Regions from separate parts of the Homo sapiens genome. Here region 1 is linked to region 2. Evidence: chromatin contacts called from ENCODE Hi-C or POLR2A ChIA-PET data. All regions are on one chromosome and are shown on one strand. The core of a region is the stretch at or near the end of the contact, and the rest is flanking DNA. Distances in the headings are between cores, read along the strand shown.

What was found. A loop is a pair of places that touch in the nucleus more often than their neighbours do. ChIA-PET counts read pairs that join two places held with the same protein, here RNA polymerase II (POLR2A). Pooled maps may share reads with other maps.
Region 1: POLR2A ChIA-PET joins it to region 2 with 29 read pairs in PC-9. The contact joins the enhancer-like site here to the promoter of MPND in region 2. A Hi-C loop is called at or near these places in 17 of 168 maps with a recorded cell type or tissue (CD4-positive, alpha-beta memory T cell, HCT116, adrenal gland and 11 more), 4 of 37 single-sample maps with no recorded cell type and 21 of 50 pooled maps. POLR2A ChIA-PET finds 5 or more read pairs at or near these places in 37 of 52 experiments (A549, A673, AG04450 and 29 more).

Annotation. Positions count from the first base shown.
Region 1 is chr19:4,382,726-4,389,168 of GRCh38, forward strand. All of the region lies in intron 1 of SH3GL1 (SH3 domain containing GRB2 like 1, endophilin A2), which reads right to left. Among named protein-coding and RNA genes, the nearest start is that of SH3GL1, 15 kb to the right of the region's middle. RefSeq lists an enhancer at 3,760-4,260. Within about 2 kb of position 3,451, at least 2 of the 41 ENCODE cell types and tissues checked have a DNase peak (open chromatin) inside an H3K27ac peak, as active enhancers do.
Region 2 is chr19:4,338,835-4,344,953 of GRCh38, forward strand. It overlaps MPND (MPN domain containing), which reads left to right and starts at 4,728. Exons shown (of 13, transcript NM_001300862.2): 1 at 4,728-4,766; 2 at 4,874-5,160. The coding sequence starts at 4,760. RefSeq lists enhancers at 3,640-3,759, 3,780-4,511 and a silencer at 4,580-4,869.

The sequences.
Region 1 (6,443 bases), core at 2,201-4,700, 43 kb after region 2:
GGTGCTGTCCTGCTTGCCACAGGAGCTCATCACTTCTCGTTATTCGTGGCAGCTCTGTTCTAGAAAGCTACCTCAAGCACAGAGTTGGCCAGTACTGAGCCACTGTTCAGAGGGGAAACACACAGCTAGGTTTCTGTGAGCCTCTGCTCACAACATGTTCATCAAATGGTCACTATGTAACCCAGTTTTGTGTATTTCATTTTTTCTTTTTGAGACAGAGTCTCACTCTGTCGCCCAGGCTGGAGTACAGTGGCACAATCTTGGCTCACTGCAACCTCTGCCTCCCGGGTTCAAGTGAGTCTCCAGCCTCAGGCTTCTGAGTAATTGTGATTACAAGTACACACCACCACGCCTGGCTAATTTTGTATTTTTAATAGAGGCAGGGTTTCACCATGTTGGCCAGGCTGGTCTCGAACTCCTGACCTCAAGTGATCCACCTGCCTCAGCCTCCCAAAATGCTGGGATTACAGGCATGAGCCACCACGCCTGGACATTTTTTTTTTTTTTGAGACCAGGTCTTGCTCTGTCACCCAGGCTAGAGTGCAGTGGCGTGATCATGGCTCACTGCAGCCTTGACTTCCCAAGCTCAATCAATCCTCTGGCCTCAGTCTCCCGAGTAGCTGGGACTACAGGCGTGCATCACCACACAGAGTTATTTTTTTTTTTATTTTTTATTTTTTGGTATTTTTGTAGAGACGGGGTTTCACTTTGTTGCCCATGCTGGTCTCAAACTCCCAGGCTCAAGCCATCCTCCTGCCTCAGCCTTCCAAAGTGCTGGGTGACAGGCATGAGCCGCTGCACCTGTCCTTTATGCGTATTTCCTTAGTTCATATTTACTGTGATTCACCCACACTGAACTCATGGACACGGAGCTATCACTCCTGCCTGAGAGAACTGCTCTCACACATGGTTTCTCTGTGAGGCTCATCCCAGCCTCCTGGCACTGAGGAACACGAGACGGCACTGCTGCATGATGCTGGGACCATTCTCAACAGCGAAATCACCAACAAAATCCCAAAAATGTGAGAAACATGGCGCTAAAAGCCTGCAAATCCATGCCGGAACACAGCGTGAGAGCCGGGAAAAGGCAGCGTGATCCACGCCGGAACACAATGCGAGAGCCGGGAGAAGGCAGAGTGATCCACGCCAGAACACAGCGTTGAGAGCTAGGAGAAGGCAGTGTGGCTTTGTTTGACCTCGGCTAGGAACATATGCGATGGGTGACAGATTTTTTGCTGCTCTGCACTTGTCTGCAAAAGACTGCAAAAGGAATGATTTGGGGCTACAAATCAATCTTATCAAGTAGGTGAATTTGCACAGGGAGCACGTGAGTCCTGGCCCAAGCTGCCCTCTGCGACAAGGCTGGGTGCTAGGTGCTTTCTGTGAGCGCGGCCTCACTGTACACAACAAAACTGAAAACGCAGGCTCCAGAGGAATTTACAGGCTGGAGGGGATGTTACATCCGTGAGGAGGATGCCCAGCAGAAGCAGAGTCCTCAGAGCTGATGGCGCAGGAGCCCCCCAGTTCATCCCGCTCCGGACCACACAGAGCTAACCCTGAGCTGGGAGCCTCCTCCCCGCCCACTTGGCTTCCTGGCCAAGGCCCCCAGGCACATACAGCACGGTGGAGGAGGGTTGAAATAACACACTTTACGAGTGCGCAACACACGATATTGCTAGCCACCGGTCCAGGACTTTCGGTCATGCAAATTGAACAGGTTGTTTTTTTCCAGGCTAGGACTGCTGAAAACCTATGTGGCTATTTTTCTTTTTTTGAAGGCAGGGTCTCGCTATATTGCCTAGGCTGGAGTGCAGTGGCTATTCATGGGCATAGTCATCAAGCACTACAGCAGATGATCATATTAAGCAAGGTACCGCACTGGAGAAGCTCTCAGATACATGCCACAGGGGACCGCTCACTGCCAGGCTGTGTGAAAATGCAGAAACTTGGAGACTCTAAATGTCCACTGGCTGGAGAACGGATAGACACACTGTGGAATAACCACGAGGGAAAGCCACGCAGCTGCGGATGCGAGTGGAGCCTCGTGTGTCAGTGTGAACGGTACTCACAAGCAGTGCTCAGCCTAAAAGTAGGGTGAGCAGGTGCGGTGGCTTACGCCTGTAATCCCAGCACTCTGGGAGGCCAAAGCAGGCAGATTGCTGGAGCTCAGGAGTTCGAGACTAGCCTGGCCAACATGGTGAAACCTTGTCCCTACTAAAAATATGAAAATTATCCGGGTGTGGTGGTTGGTGTCTGTAATCCCAGCTACTCGGGAGGCTGAGGCAGGAGAATTGCTTGAGCCTGGGAGCGGGAGGTTGCAGTGAGCTGAGATTGCGCCATTGCACTCCAGCCTGGGTGACGAGAGACTCCATCTCAAAAAAAAAAAAAAAAACTAGGGTACGAGAAACCAAGCAAGAAAGCACGTGATCCTGTTGACAGGCAGTGTGGACCGCCACACAACCCTGCGTGTTTTGGCGCAGTGAACGTGCGCAGTGAAGGCACGCCGGCCCTGCTCTGGCTTCCTTGGGATGGGGTGGGGGCACCTGCTCATCTGCTGGTCATTCTTAGCTGCCTTTCTGGATCTGAAACCCTTTATGATACAACCTTCATGAGGTGCCTGAACAAGGGAGGTGCCCTGTGCCACATACTGGTGCCGACCAGCGTGTGGCCCAGGGAATGTGTTCTGAATGCAGTAAGAGGCAACCTCTCCTGGAAGGAGGGCGACCCCCTACCGGCTCCTCTGACAGCCGAGTGGACTCCTGGGCTCCAGAAACGTGATTGCAGCAGGCAGACCAAAGGTCTTTCTCCTGCCCTCCCTCCCAGCAGCACTCTTTCCTTCCGGGCCCCAAAGACCCTCCCTGGCTGTGCAGCTGCCCACTATGGAACCCTCAGCCAGTCTAGAGGTGGCACAGGGACCCCACTCAACAGAGGGGCCCACTGGTGCCTTCTTCTGACAGGCACAGAGTGCTCTGGGGCTAGCCGGGGAGGCTGCTGTGGGAAGGCTGGGAGTGGGAGAACACTGGAAAAATACACAGGATTCTGCAAGTATGAAATAAAAATGTAAAAGCTAGGGCACAGCGCAGCATTCCAGCGGCCTCCGAGCCAGCCTCTGCAGTGGGCAGCACATACCTCCCAGACACCCACACTACGCTCAGCCAGGGGTCCGACAGCTCCAAGGCTCCTCGTGGGTGGAACGCTGACTTGACCAGAGTCAGCAAGAAGCAAGATACTCTGCAGTTCTGGGGGTTGTCCTTCCTTCCTAAAATAATAGCAGGGATTCTCAACCTTAGAGAAAACCATCAGAGGCCTCAGGAGAGGATGAAGATGATCTTATGCCAGGGTGGGTGAAGGTTGGGAGATGGGGAAATTCCAACCAGGTCCCTGGGCTGCCCTCTTCTGAGCCACAAAGGCTGGCCTTGAAGGGCCAGGGCTGCCCATCTGTTTCAAACAATCGGGACTCTGATGAGTGAGGCTGTTAGGCTGATGGATGCCTGCCTGAGTCAGCTGTGGGGCCTCATCCCACAGAGGCGGGTGGCAAGGGATTGCGGCGAGGGCGGGCAGAAAGTTCCCAGAGCTTCCTTCCGCAGGGGGCTTCCTGAGAATAAGGGTCTCTGCTTAGTGCTGGGGCAAAGTCCCGAAATGACAGCAGAAAAATAATCAGTCAGCAGTTCTGCTTCCAGCACGCAGGGCTGGATGGGGGTGTCCTGGAGGAAGATATTTGCATTACTGCTTGGGTGATGTTTGGGAACTCTTTTTTTTTTTTATTTCTTTTTCACTTTTTTTTTTTTTTTTTTGGAGAACAGGGTCTTGCTATACTGCCCAGGCAGATCTCAAACTCCCGGGCTCAAGCGCTCCTCCTGCCTCTGCCTCCCTCAGAGCTGGGATTACAGGCACGAGCCACCGTGCCCAACAATGTTTGGGAACTCCTTAAGAATGCTGACTGCTGGGTCTCCAGCTTCCATGCCTTTCCCCAGGCACTCAGGACCTGGCTGTTACCAACCCATCAGCCCTCTTTCCTGAGCCCAAATCCCAGTGTGCAGGATCCCCCGATCCTAAGAGGCGAGACTGCAGAGGGCATGGCGGTGGGCCCCAAGGGAAAAGGCAACGTGCCTTCCGTGAGGCATTTCCCACAGCGTGGCAGCTAACACAAGCATAAGGCACGTGAATCACGTGGTCAGAACACAACTCCGCTGCAATTCCCCTTCTGTATTTCTTTTTCTTTTTCTTTTGAGATGGAGTCTTGCTCTGTCGCCCAGGCTGGAGTGCAGTGGTGCAATCTTGGCTCACTGCAAGCTCTGCCTCCCGGGTTCACGCCATACTCCTGGCTCAGCCTCCCGAGTAGCTGGGACTACAGGTGCCCGCCACCACATCCAGTTAATTCTTTGTATTTTTAGCAGAGACACGGTTTCACCGTGTTAGCCAGGATGGTCTCGATCTCCTGACCTCGTGATCTGCCCGCCTCGCCCTCCCAAAGTGCTGGGATTACAGGCATGAGCCACCGCGCCTGGCCCCTCTTCTGTATTTCTTATTCTGGCAAGAAGGAACTTCCAGGTGGGCACTACTATAGTACAGGCTTTGTTTTTGTTTTTTTTAGGCAGGGTCTTGCTCTGTTGCCCAGGCTGGAGGGCAGCGGCATGATGATAGCTCACCGCAGCCTCAAACTCCTGGACTTAAGTGATCCTCCCACCTCAGCCTACCAAGTAGCTGGGCTACAGGTGTGCACCGCTATGACTGGCTAATTTAATTTTTTGTACAGACGGGGTTTCATTGTGTTGCCCAAATGGGCTTGAACAACTGGGCTAAAGCAATCCTGCCTCAGCCTCCCTAAGTGCTGGGATTACAGGCAAGAATCACCACGTCCAGCCCGAACAGCTCTTTCACAAGAGAGCACACCTCAGGCTCAGGGGTGGGGTATCCAGCAAAATTTCACTCTATTGTTTTGCTGCTGTTGTATTTGTTATTCCACTTACTGTGCGGGGTTTTTTGTGTTGTTTTGTTTTTGAGGCAGAGTGCAGTGGTGCTATCTTGGCTCAAGGCAACCTTCACCTCGCAGGTTCCAGCGATTCGCCTGCCTCAGCCTCCCGAGTAGCGGGGATTACAGATATGCATTACTACGCCCGACGAATTTTGTTTGTTTTTGTTTTTGTTTTTTTGAGACAGAGTCTCGCTCTGTCGCCAGGCTGGAGTGCACTGGCGCGATCTCAGCTCACTGCAACCTCTGCCTCCTGAGTTCAAGCGATTCTCCCGCCTCAGCCTCCTGAGTAGCTGGGATTACAGCCATGCGCCACCCACGCCCAGCTAATTTTTGTATTTTTAGTAGAGATGGGGTTTCACCATGTTGGCCAGTCTAGTCTCAAACTCCTGACCTTGTGATCCACCTGCCTCGGCCTCCCAAAGTGCTGGGATTACAGGTGTGAGCCATCGTGTCCGGCCTATTCCAGTTACTGTTATTGAGCAAGGAAAAATACCACGATCCCCTTTAAAATACATTTTAAAAGTGATAAAATAAAAGTAATTTAAGAGGAAAGAGGCCGAATCAGCTAATGGGTTCAAGCTGAAGGACAGGCGATGAACCCTGGCTGTCATTTCAGGGCATCACCGCTGGCCAGCTGCCTGCTGTGGTCTGCGAGTCGTGGGAGTGTCACATTTGAACGCTGGGACAGGGGACGCAGGCTTAGAAGACAGGTACAGAGAGGGGCAGCGGAAGCACAGGAGACAGCAGGCTCAGAGACAGAAGGGGCCATCCACAGGGAGAAGTGGGAGGAGCCGCAGGGCCTATTGTGGCAATCAGAGAGAAGTCACTGCAGCAACTGGGCACAGAGGCCAGGGAGAGAGCTGCAGGATGGGTGGCCAGGCCCAGCCATGGCAAAAGTCCTAAGAATCTTGGCAAACAGGGCTGGGGAGCCAGTTTCTGGAGGCTGGGAGTGGTTTAGTTTGGGGAAGCATTCAAGCCAGGGAACCACCAACTCTGAGCAGACCGGCCCAGCCGGGCAGCAGCAGGTGCATTTCAGCCTGGCCTCGATCAAGGGGGGAAGCAGGCGTCTGGGCTTGGCTTCTTAGGGACCCTGCTCAGGCAGGCTCTGGGTCAGAGACTGCCTGTGACACAGTCAGGCCCTCGGACCTGGCCAAGTTCAGGTGACTGTCAGCTGCAGCCCTGGAGCTGGACACACACCCTAAACCACAGGAGACACTCTCTGAGCTGTTGATTTTTTCAGAGCAGTCGGACCTGTTCCCAACCGAGTTCTCCGAGGCCTTGTCAGCCACCTGCCTCCCTGGTGCTGTGACACGGCCTGGTCAGATGCCTGGCCAGCGGACCAGGGGCTGCTGTTGAGCCACCACCAGGGACACCACAGGGGCCCTGTGGAGGACAGCCCCTCACTCTGAGAAGGAGCCCTCTAGCTCAGCCTCTGTAGGGGGCGTCTCTGGCAACCTCATCAGCAGGC
Region 2 (6,119 bases), core at 3,478-5,977:
GGGAGTTTCCTGTGTCAGCCCGTCAACTCCCTCCCCTGCCAGGGCTGGGCAGAGGCTGATCCCAGCAGGTCCAGTGATCCTAGGGAAATCCCCGCCTCTCCGGTGTGGAACTGAGAACAGAGAGAATGTATAAGTCTACTTGAATGGGAGAATAATCTTCGCTATATCTGCAAAGACAGAGACATGGTCTGTCTCTTTATTTATTTATTTATCTATTTTTCCTATTTTGAGACAGAGTTTCACTCTGTTGCCCAGGCTGGAGTAAAGTGGTATGATCTTGGCTCACTGCGACCTCTGCCTCCCGGGTTCAAGAGACTGCGCTGCCTCCCGGGTTCAGAGACTGAGTCCAAGCTCAGTCTCCTGACTAGCGTGGATTGCAGGTGACCGCCACCACGCCTGGCTAATTTTTGTATTTGTAGTAGAGACGAGGTTTCCCCATGTTGGCCCAGGCTGGTCTCGAACTCCTGACCCCAAGTTTTCTGCCCGCCTCAGCCTCCCAAAGTGCTGAGATTACAGGCATGAGCCACCACACCTGGCCCTTTCTCTTACTTTGATGGACCCTAATGATTACATTGGGCCCACCTGGATAATCCACGCTACTCTCCCTATTTTAAAGTCAGCTGACTAGCAACTTTAATTTCATCTGCAATTTTTCTTTTTTAGACGGTGTCTCATTCTGTTGTCGATGCTGGAGTGCAGTGGCACGATCATAGTTCACTGCAGCCCTGACCTCCCAATCTCAAGCGGTCCTCCTGCCTCAGCCACCCGAAGAGCTGGGACTATAGGTGGGCACCACCACACCCAGCTAATTTATTTTCCTTTTTTAAGGATGAGTTCTCACTATGTTGCCTAGGCTGGAGTACAGTGGGGCGATCATGACTCACTGTAGCCTCGACCTTACAGGCTCAAGTGATCCTCCAGCCTCAGCCTCCAGAGTAGGTGGTACTACAGTTGCATGCCACCACACCTGGCTAATTTTTTTTTTTCTTTTTTTTGAGACAGACTCTCGCTCTGTAGCCCAGGCTGGAGTGCAGTGGCGTGATCTCGGCTCACTGCAAGCTCCGCCTCCCAGGTTCATGCCATTCGCCTGGCTCAGCCTCCCAAGTAGCTGGGATTACAGGTGCCTGCCACCACGCCCAGCTAATTTTTACACTTACTAGAGACAGGTTCTTGCTATGTTGCCCAGGCTGGTCTTTTTTTTTTTTTTTTTTTGAGACAGAGTCTTACTCTGTCACCCAGGCTGGAGTGCAGTGGAGCGATCTCGGCTTACTGCAACCTCTGCCTCCCAGGTTCAAGCAATTCTCCTGCCTCAGCCTCCCGAGTAGCTGGGATTATAGGCACGTGCCACCATGCCCAGCTAATTTGTTTGTATTTTTATTTTAGTAGAGATGGAGTTTCACTGTGTTAGCCAGGATGGTCTTAATCTCCTGACCTTGTGATCCACCTGCCTCGACCTCCCAAAGTGCTGGGATTACAGGCATAAGCCACCGTGCCCGGCCCTCAGGCTAGTCTTGAACTCCTGGGTGCAAGTGATCCTCCAGTCTAGGCCTCCCAAAGTGCTGGGGTTACAGGTGTGTGCCACTGTGCCTGGCGTCTATCTTTAATCTTCAAATCCCTTTGCCACGTATCCTAACGTATTCACAGATTCTGGGAATTAGGGCGTGGATATCTTTAAGAGACCATTATTCTGCCTACCACAGCCTGTTTAATATGGTGGACAATTGATTAATTTTGAATACTGAATCAGTCTTGGGTCCCTGGAGTAAACCCCACTTGTCATGGTGTATAATTCACTTTATATATTGTTAAATTCTACTTTGTAATATTTTGTTAAGGATTTTTGCACGTCTTCATGAGGGATATGGGGTGTAGCTTGCTTTCTTTGTACCGTCTTTATCTGGTTTTGGTATCAGGGTCATAGTTCCATAAAATGAACAGGGAAGTGTCCCCTTCAATTTTCTGGAAGAGATGATGTGAAATTGGTGTTAATTCTTCTTTGAACCTTTGGCAGAATTCCTTAGTGAAACCATCTGGGTCTGGAGATTGCTTTTTTGGGAGTTTTTAAATTACAAATTCAATTTCCTTAGTAGTTACCAGGGCTAGACTTTGTATACATAGCAGAACAGGTGTTCTAGAAATCACAGAAAGGCCGTGGGACTGTGGCAATGTGTTCATCCACTGAACTGTCTGATAAAGTTGATAGTATCAGCTATACTAAGTAAGGTCAGAGAGTTGATTTTTGTTTCGTTTTTTTGTTTGTTTGTTTTTTCAGACAGGGTTTTGCTCCTTTTGCCCAGGCTGGAGTGCAGTGGCATGATTTCGGCTCACTGCAACCTCCGCCTCCCGGGTTCAAGCGATTTTCCTGCCTCAGCCTCTGGAGTAGCTGGGATTACAGGTGCCTGCCACCACCCCCGGCTAATTTTTTTGTTTTTATTAGAGATGGGGTTTCACCATGTTGGTCAGGCTGGTCTTCAGCTTCTGACCTCAAGTGATCCCAAAGTGCTGGGATTACAGGCGTGAGCCACTGTGCCCAGCCAGGGTGGTTAGTTTTTATTGTATTTGTCTAAGGCAATGTGGAGCGACAGAAGGATTTACAGCATGAGAGGAGGGCAGGGTGCGGTGGCTCACGCCTGTAATCCAAACACTTTGGGAGCCCAAGTGGGAAGATTGCTTAAGGCCAGGACTTGGAGACCAGCATGGGCAACATAGTGAGATCCCCTTCTTTTACAAGAAAATTAAAAATTAGCCAGGCATGCTGGTCACGCCTGTTGTCTCAGCTACTCTGGAGGCTGAGGCAAGAGGATCATTTGAGTCCAGGAGGCCAAGGCTGCAGTGAGCCATGATTACACCAATGCACTCCAGCCTGGGAGATAGAGCAAGGCCCTGTCTCGAAAAGAAAAGAAAATAGGCTGGGCGCAGTGGCTCACACCTGTAATCCCAGCACTTTGGGAGGCTGAGGCAGGTGGATCACCTGAGGTTGGGAGTTCGAGACCAGCCTGGCAAACATGGTGAAACCCCTTCTCTACTAAAAATACAAAAATTAGCTGGGTGTGGTGATGTGCATCTGCAGTCCCAGCTAATTGGGAGGCTGAGGCAGGAGAATCGCTTGAACCTGGTAGGCAGAGGTTGTAGCGAGCCAAGATCTTGCCACTACACTCCGGCCTGGGTGACAGAGCGAGACTCCGTCTCAAAAAAAAAAAAAAAAAAAAAAAAAAAAAAAGAAAAAAGAAAAGAAAAGAAAACAAAATAATAATATGGGAGGGAGGTGGTAATAGGTGCATTTTAGAAAGAGCCCTCTGGGGCAATGGTGGAAGACCGACAGGGTGGGGCATGAGTTTGGAGGCCTGAGACTCACTGCGATGGCCAGGATTTGGGTGCAAGAGGCTGGAGGTGTGGCTCAGGGTTTTGGAAGGCAGGGGACGGAAAAAAAGCCAAAGAGAAAGTGCGTAAGGAGTTGGGGAAATAAACTGAGGCCGGTTTGGGCTATGCTGAGTCTGCAGGCCTTGGGGATGCCCGTTGTTGGCTGGACAGTCAGGGTGGGGCCCCTAAAGGGTGCCTGGGCTGGACAACAATAGTTCACATGTACCCAGCTCTTGCTCTATGTCAAGTCTTCTTCCTGAGAACATTCCCGAGCACCCTGGAGAGCCTCCCCCGCACCCCTACTGTCCAGTTCCCACTTCCCGACTGCGGTCTGGGCAAAGCCACCCGCACTTGAGCCCATCCCACGGCGTCCCGGAGCTTTAGGAAGTCCCCATCCCGGACTTTCAACCCTGCCAGGGACTGAGGGAAATCCCAGAGCCTGGGCTCCGGGACGAAGGTCCCAGGACAGGGTCGGGGATGTAGTTGCAGAAACAGGGTAGGGGACAAAGGCCGGGGCTGCACTGATCAGGCGCGCAACGAGCCCGGCCCTGCCTCCTGCTCCGCCCAAGGGTATGGAGGGCCGGACTCGGCTGGCCTTATACCCGGAGCTGATTGGCTGGTGAGTCCAGTCCCTGCCTCTGATGGTTTGCGCTCATAACTAAGGGTTTCTACTGATTGGTTTACATGGACGTCTGCCCATTGGTCAAATCCGAGTTGGTGTAATCAGATAGTTGACACGGATTGGTTGGTGCGGGAATCCAGTAGCTTGCTATCGATTGGTTGAGGGTGAAATAAATGGGACTCTTATCATTGGCTGGCGGGCTCCGCAACGGTCCAATCATGGAATCAGTCGAGGGCCGCCCGGGAGGGTGGGAGTTAATTCTTTAGCGACTGAGGCCGGCTTGGGCTCTTTGGCTCCACCTGTGTCTGCGCGAGGCTGTTCCCTATTGGAGTCCGCATTGTTCCCCTGGACCTGAGTTTCTCCCCTGGTCCTAAAGGCCGAGGCCTCTGAGTTCCTCAAGTGCGGTGACCGCAGGTCTCACCTTCTCCTCTCCTTGCAGCAGGCTGAGCCACTCGCGCACCCGCCCCAGGCTTCCACCTTGCAACCTCTATCCCTGGACAGCGAGGCCTCAGTTTCCCCATTCGCACCAATGAGCTCCCGGTCAACACCCCGTCACGCCTCAGTTTCCCGAATGTTCCCAGAGGGCTGAGTTCCCGATCTCTCTCCCGCGTGGGCATCCCCGAGGCCTCAGTTTCTCCGCCCACCCCAGCGCGCCGAGCCCTTCCCCCGACCCCGGCGACGGCCAATGGTTGGGGCGCCCCTCCCCTCCCCGGGGCGGGGCCGCGTGACGTGCCGGGAAGCCGGAGTCTAGAGCTCCGGGCGCGGGGAGGCGCGGCCATGGCAGGTACGGCGGGCCCAGCGGGGCGGAGGCGCGGGGCGCGGGGCTGCAGGGGCGCGGGGCTGCAGAGCCGTGGGGCGAGCGGCCTCCCTGCAGCCTCTCGCTGTCCGCAGCTCCGGAGCCGCTGTCCCCGGCGGGCGGTGCGGGCGAGGAGGCGCCGGAGGAGGACGAGGACGAAGCGGAGGCCGAGGACCCTGAGCGGCCGAATGCGGGAGCGGGCGGTGGACGCAGTGGCGGCGGCGGCAGTAGCGTCAGCGGAGGAGGCGGCGGCGGCGGGGCCGGGGCGGGGGGCTGCGGCGGGCCCGGGGGCGCGCTCACCAGGCGCGCGGTCACACTGCGGGTGCTCCTCAAAGACGCGCTGCTGGAGCCTGGCGCCGGGGTGCTGTCCATCTACTACCTGGTGAGCACCCCGCCTCCCTCGTCCCATCGCGGCTCGGGCAGGAAGGGGAAACTGAGGCCTGGAGTTCCCTTGCTGCAGGACAAGCTTCAGTGTAGGGAGGGGACACTGAGGCCCGGAGCTCCCTTGCTGAGAGACGAGCCCCGGTGTGGCGAGGGGAAACTGAGGCCCGGGGCTCCGTTGACTGCAGGAAGAGCTCCAGTGTGAGGAGGGGAAACTGAGGCTCGGAGCTCTCTTGGCTGCAGGAAGAGCCCCGACATGAAGAGGGGAGACTGAGGCCCGGAGCTCCCTTGGCGGCAGGAAGAGCCCCGGTGTGAGGAAGGGAGACTGAGGCCTGGAGAGCTCCCTTGCTTTAGGACAAGCCCCAGTGTGGGGAGGGGAAACTGAGGCCCAGAGCTCCTTTCCTGCAGGAGGAGCTCCCGTGGAGGGGACACTGAGGCCCGGAGCTCTTTTTACGGGACAAGCCCCATGTGGAGAGAGGAATCTGAGGCACAGATGGGTCCTTCTGGTGGGGAGGACGTAGATTACCAAACACCCCATCCCACAAAGGAGAAGCTGAGGCTCAGAGAGGAGCCACCACCCGCGCAGGGTCAGATGGGCAACACCCCGGCCTTCCTGTGGTTTCCCAGCCGTGAAATGGAATATTTCCCCACCATGGGAAAATTAGGGGATGGTTAAATGAATAAAGCCCTCAGCAGGCGCCTGCCACATGGTAAGCACTTTATCTGTGGTAGGTATTAGTACTTTTTTTTTTTTTTTTTTTTTGAGACAGAGTCTCGCTTTTTTGCCCAGGCTGGAATGCAGTTGCTCGATCTCGGCTCACTGCAACCTCTGCCTCCCGGTTCAAGCGATTTTCTGCCTCAGCCTCCCGAGTAGCTGGGACTACAGGTATGCGCCACCACGCCTGGCTAATTTTTTTTTTTTGCAGTTTTAGTAGAGACGGGGTTTCACTATATTGGCCA